2 separate regions of the Homo sapiens genome follow, and region 2 is linked to region 1. Evidence: read pairs that join two places in POLR2A ChIA-PET (ENCODE). Cell type or tissue: OCI-LY7. All regions are shown on one strand. Region 1 overlaps BTN3A2 (butyrophilin subfamily 3 member A2). Region 2 holds the start of TRA-AGC11-1 (tRNA-Ala (anticodon AGC) 11-1).

Region 1 (2,500 bases):
TGGGCCATGCTGAGGAGGTCCTTCCAGAACCCCGTGTCCCTAGCCTGCCCTGAATGTGATTCTCTCATCAATGTCATTGGTGAAAGCCCCAGGGGTCTAGTGACCAGAGGGGAAATGAAAGTAAGGTCAGTATCTGCCTAACCCAATACCCTGATGCGGCCCCAAGAAGCAACAAGGATCCTCTTTCTACATTTTTGTTGTTTCCCTCCCCACATTGATTCTGCCCACTGATGCTTTATACTCAGAGGTTAATTTTCTTTTCTTTTTTTTTTTTTTTTTTTTTCTTGAGACAGAGTCTCGCTCTGTCTCCCAGGCTGGAGTGCAGTGGCGTGATCTCGGCTCACTGCAAGCTCTGCCTTCCGGGTTCATGCCATTCTCCTGCCTCAGCCTCCCGAGTAGCTGGGACTACAGGTGCCCGTCACCATGCCCGGCTAATTTTTTATTTTTTGTATTTTTAGTAGAGACGGGGTTTCACCGTGTTAGCCAGGATGGTCTTGATCTCCTGACCTTGTGATCCGCCCTCCTCAGCCTTCCAAAGTGCTAGGATTACAGGCATGAGCTGCTGTGCTGGCCCTCAGAGGTTAATTTTCAATCTTCACTCGACCACTCGTGAGCTAAATGAGTTCCCCTTTTCTGCAGTCTATTTTTCCATACATCCAATTTATTTAACAAGGTGGAGCCTCATCTGAAGCATTTCCTCACCTGAAAAATGGGGATAAACATATGAATCTCTAGCGCTGTAGAAGGCAATCATATTATTTACTCAGCCCACAGCAGGCCATGAAGGAAGCTCCTCATCTTCCTGATAGCTGCAAGGCCGTCTCTGTGCTGGGCTCTGTGTGGGGCCTTATATGCCCTAGATTCACTCTCCAGCCTTCAGCTTTCTCCACCCTCTTCTGGACCCCAGGAATCTGTCCTCTATGGACAGTGCCACTGGGCTCCCTTGTCCTCTGGTTTGCTGCTGTGTTTGGCCAATGGGAGGCCCTGATAGAAGATTAGAAGGAGAAAGAAAGGAGATACACACCGTTTAATTTCCTGCTTCCTCCCTGCCAGCAGCAGCTGGTGGTGCTCTAACAAGGCCCGAGGACTCTTCTCAGGAAGCTCCCTCGTTAAGCTACCTCTTTCTCTGGGTTCCAGTAATTGCCTCCCCTTTTTAGCCCTCCCAGGCTAGGGGTGGAGACAGCTCCCCACTGTTGGGAACCATGGGGGCACTGCACTTTTCCTTGTTGCTTTCCCTTAACCCTTCTTTCTGGAAACCTTGTCCAACTACCCAGTTTGAGCTCACCATCTATTTCTTGCTAGGTTTCTGCCAAGCATGTTCATTATTCCTTCAGTCTTCACCTCAACCCCCATGAAAAACAGATTGCAATCATCATCTAAAAATGTGGAGGCCAAAGCTTGGAAGCATTAAATCCTTTGAGGAGATACAGGCAGTAGGTGGCATGAGAAGCCTGGGAAGGACAAAGTTCTTTGGGCAGGCATCACCTCCTCTCCTTGGCATTTCCATCCTCACTCTCCCTGCAGTATTACTCAGTGTGTGTCTCCTTCCCTTCACCTCCACCCTTTATGCGTCTTCCTACCCACGAAGGAAGTCAAGGGAACTTTTCTGCTCCAAATCACAAGAGTTGGAGAAGAAAAAAGGAAAAAGGAATATAGTCCCTCAGGTTGTTGGTCCAGGGAACATGCAGTGATTTACTCACCAGGCTTGAAGAGGGCCATTTTTCCATTCTGAAAGGAAGGAGACACAGATAAGAAAAAGGTCAGTATTTTTGTACTTTTCCCACTCCATTCTCCTCTCACTACATGTTTTCTCTCCTTTTCTTTAGAGTCTCTTCCAGGGTCCAGCTTCCCTCCTCTACAGCTCTGATGGATCAGAGGTGGCACCTTCTCAAAAATGTCAGGCTTGGCTCCCTGTGTCATGGGGGGTGCAGGATGCATGGCCAGGCTTTACAAGGGGGTGTGCAGGATCAGGAGTTTCTCAGAGGCTCCAGAAAAGCGGAGGTGAACCCCCACCACACAGAAATTGAGTCTTTAGATTAGATCTAATTAATCCAGCTGAGAACATCCACGGGTCACAGTGGAGAAAAAGTTGAAATATTCAGGGCATGTGACCCAGCAAACTTACAGAGCATCAGGCTGACTTATTGGTATCGGACGAAGACTCCTCTCCACCTACAATGAAAGAAAGGTAGAGGTGTCACCAGAACTCTGCCTTTTCTGTGTTGGCCCCTTCCCCTTCTTTTTGCATCCATCTAGTCTTTTTTTTTTTTTTTTTTTTTTTTTTTTTTTTTTTTTTTACCATCCCACCCTTCCCCATGGTCTCCATCTTCAGGTACAATTCTTTCTTCACCTCTTCTTAATATCAAGTCTGGGAACATCGGTTGAACGCTAGTGGCAGGGCAGGCACTGTGAGAGTTCCTTCCCAATGGGGTCCAGCTCATCTGTTTTGAATGTGTACCTGGGCATAGGTGTCACCATGTCTATATGTGTATGCCTAGGA
Region 2 (2,500 bases), 200 kb before region 1:
ACTTTTTGTAGAGATGGGGTTTCTTGACCTTAATTTACTTCTGTGGAAGCTAAGAAGTTGTAAAATTTGATACCTAATCCAATGTTGCTAGAAACCAGAACTCCCAATTCAAAAGCCCTAGGCAAACCAATTGCTCCCAGTTTACAGTCATGCCAATACACAACCCATGGATCTGAACTATGGGATTGGGCTAATTTTCTTTCACCTCATTTCCACACCTGCGCGCCTAATAGAGTCATAGAAAATAAACAGAAAAGAGTAAGGGGAGGCCAAACTGACTGGGTAAATTCTGTCCAGGGTTGAAGAAGGAGAAAGCACCTAGGTGGTGTGAGCCTCAAAGCAAGGCTGACTTTGAGCCAAGTTCTGAGATGAATGGTGGGTTTCTACACTTGCTTAGAACATCTGAGTTGGTTTTTTGTTTGTTTGTTGAGAGAGTCTCGCTGTGTCACCCAGGCTGGAGAGCAGTGGTGCAATCTCTGCTCACTGCAACCCCTGCCTCCCAGGTTCAAGCGATTCTCCTGTCTCAGCCTCCGAAGTAGCCAAGATTACAGTCACCCGCCACCGCCCACGGCTGATTTTTGTATTTTTAGTAGAGACAGGGTTTTGCCATGTTGGTCAAGCTGGTCTTGAACTCCTGACCTCAAGTGATCCAGCCGCCTCAGCCTCCCAAAGTGCTGGCATTACAGGAGTGAGCCACTACGCCTGGCTAATATCTGAGTTTTTAACTCTCTTGTCTAAAATGGTGGGGGCAGGAAATTGGGAGGTTTTCTTCCAACAGAGTTATCCACTTTTTGTCAGCCCTGATTGCAATGAAAAAGCAAAAGAGAAAAGCAAGTATTAAAGGTTGTCTTAAGGTCTTTAAAAGACCTACTATGCCCTGCGCAGCAAAGTTACTTTCTTAAATAAGATATTTTGTCTTCTCCACTTTCAATTTTTAGTATCTTGCCCCAATTTCATAGAGACTAGAAAATAAAAAGAGGAAGTTTCTAATGATGGAATTTCTGGAAAAGAAGCAGTTGAAGGTGCAGATGTTGGGTGACGGCTTTCGTATGGCTTTTTTGAGAGTGATGGGACTCTAGTAATGCCCAACGGATCCTCCTTTTCCCAACTAGCTTCTGCTGAACAGTACCTAGCACCTAGCACCTGGCACAGTAGCTGGTACTCAATAGGCCCAGAAGAAAAAGTGGCAACTAAAGCATTTGTCTTTGTGCAAAGACTCTGCCTCTAAGTCTGCAGCCATAAGTATATTCGCTTCTCTTGCTAATATTTACCTTAGAAAAATAATTTGTACACCCCTGGATCGAAATCAGGACTACAGAAACCAGAATAAAGAAATCAAATGGGACGCACGCCCCCTTGTGGCCACAAGGTCCTCCGGCAGCGACAAAGCCAGACAAAAAGCGGATTTGTTTTTTTTTTTTTTTTTTTCCTTTTTGAGAGGGAGTCTTACTCGGTCGCCCAGGCTGGAGTGCAGTGGCGCGAACTCAGCTCATTGCGACCTCTGCCTCCTGGGTTCAAGCGATTCTCCTGCTTCAGCCTCCCGAGCAGCTGGGATTACAGGTGTGCGCCACCACGCCCGGCTAATTTTTTGTATTTTTAGTGGAGACAGGGGTTTCACCATATTGGCAGGCTGGTTTCGAACTCCTCATCTCAAGTGATCCACCCGCCTCGGCCTCCCAAAATGCTGGGATTACAGGCGTGAACCACCGCACCCGACTTTAAGGGATATTCGTAGATCTACAAAGACGCTGGATAATCTGTTTCTGGAACCAGATGAATAGATGGAAATTTTAGGGGTGCGGAGAGTGGTAGAAACTATTGGTTAGGCCAAGGCCGAACCTCATTGCTTGAAAAACTTGATTTTCCCTTCTGGCCGCATCCTCAATTTGCTTCCAGTTCCCGGTTTCCGCAGATGTGATTCCAGTGTTAAACTCTTCCCGGACCCCCAAGACAGCTGTTTCTATGGACTTCGCCTCCCTGGTTCACCTGCACTCGGTGGGCTTCTCCAGACGGGATCCGACATGGTAAAACAGGTTATAGATGGCGCTGAGGGGCGGAAGTCATGCTGAGGCTCTTTAGTCACCATTGTACACAGTTCTTCATTTTTTTCCTATTGGCTAGTGACGAAAGTCAATTGAAATAGCGAGAGTCCTGAATTACTTCCAGATATCAAAGAGGGTAAAGGATATAAGAGACGTTTTCCCACACGGGGAATTAGCTCAAATGGTAGAGCGCTCGCTTAGCATGCGAGAGGTAGCGGGATCGATGCCCGCATTCTCCAGTTTTATGTGGTTTCCTCTCCCACCTTACCCTTTGGCCTTTACTCCTATCTTTCCATGAATATCTTGCTGACACATAAGCAGCTAACAACACACTCCCGTATCATAATGGGGGTGGTCTTTCCTTCAAGCTCAAGATTCTCTCACCACCCATGAAAACCCATCTACTCGGTGGTTCCCTAGTCCTCAGATTGTTCTATCGTAGACAGAGCTGGGTACTT

What was found. Peaks named below come from ENCODE experiments on the same cell type or tissue, not always from the same donor. Only the 100,000 strongest peaks of a DNase experiment are listed, where the experiment ranks them.
Region 2: POLR2A ChIA-PET joins it to region 1 with 6 read pairs; 5 of 35 experiments call an interaction of 5 or more read pairs at or near these places.

The regions. Positions count from the first base shown.
Region 1 is chr6:26,373,999-26,376,498 of GRCh38, reverse strand. It overlaps BTN3A2 (butyrophilin subfamily 3 member A2), which reads right to left. Exons shown (of 11, transcript NM_007047.5): 9 at 2,126-2,172; 10 at 1,701-1,728; 11 at 1-702. The coding sequence ends at 2,132. Among named protein-coding and RNA genes, the nearest start is that of BTN2A2, 7.9 kb to the left of the region's middle. In OCI-LY7, no CTCF peak of the experiment used is centred here; a DNase peak (open chromatin) is centred at 1,048; H3K4me3 peaks cover 790 bases; H3K27ac peaks cover 1,695 bases.
Region 2 is chr6:26,571,645-26,574,144 of GRCh38, reverse strand. It overlaps TRA-AGC11-1 (tRNA-Ala (anticodon AGC) 11-1), which reads left to right and starts at 2,209; the gene lies at 2,209-2,281. LOC105374988 (a long non-coding RNA gene) reads right to left here. Exons shown (of 2, transcript NR_134611.1): 2 at 1-2,117. In OCI-LY7, a CTCF peak has its summit at 1,341 (motif pointing left); DNase peaks (open chromatin) are centred at 1,364 and 2,207; H3K4me3 peaks cover 1,395 bases.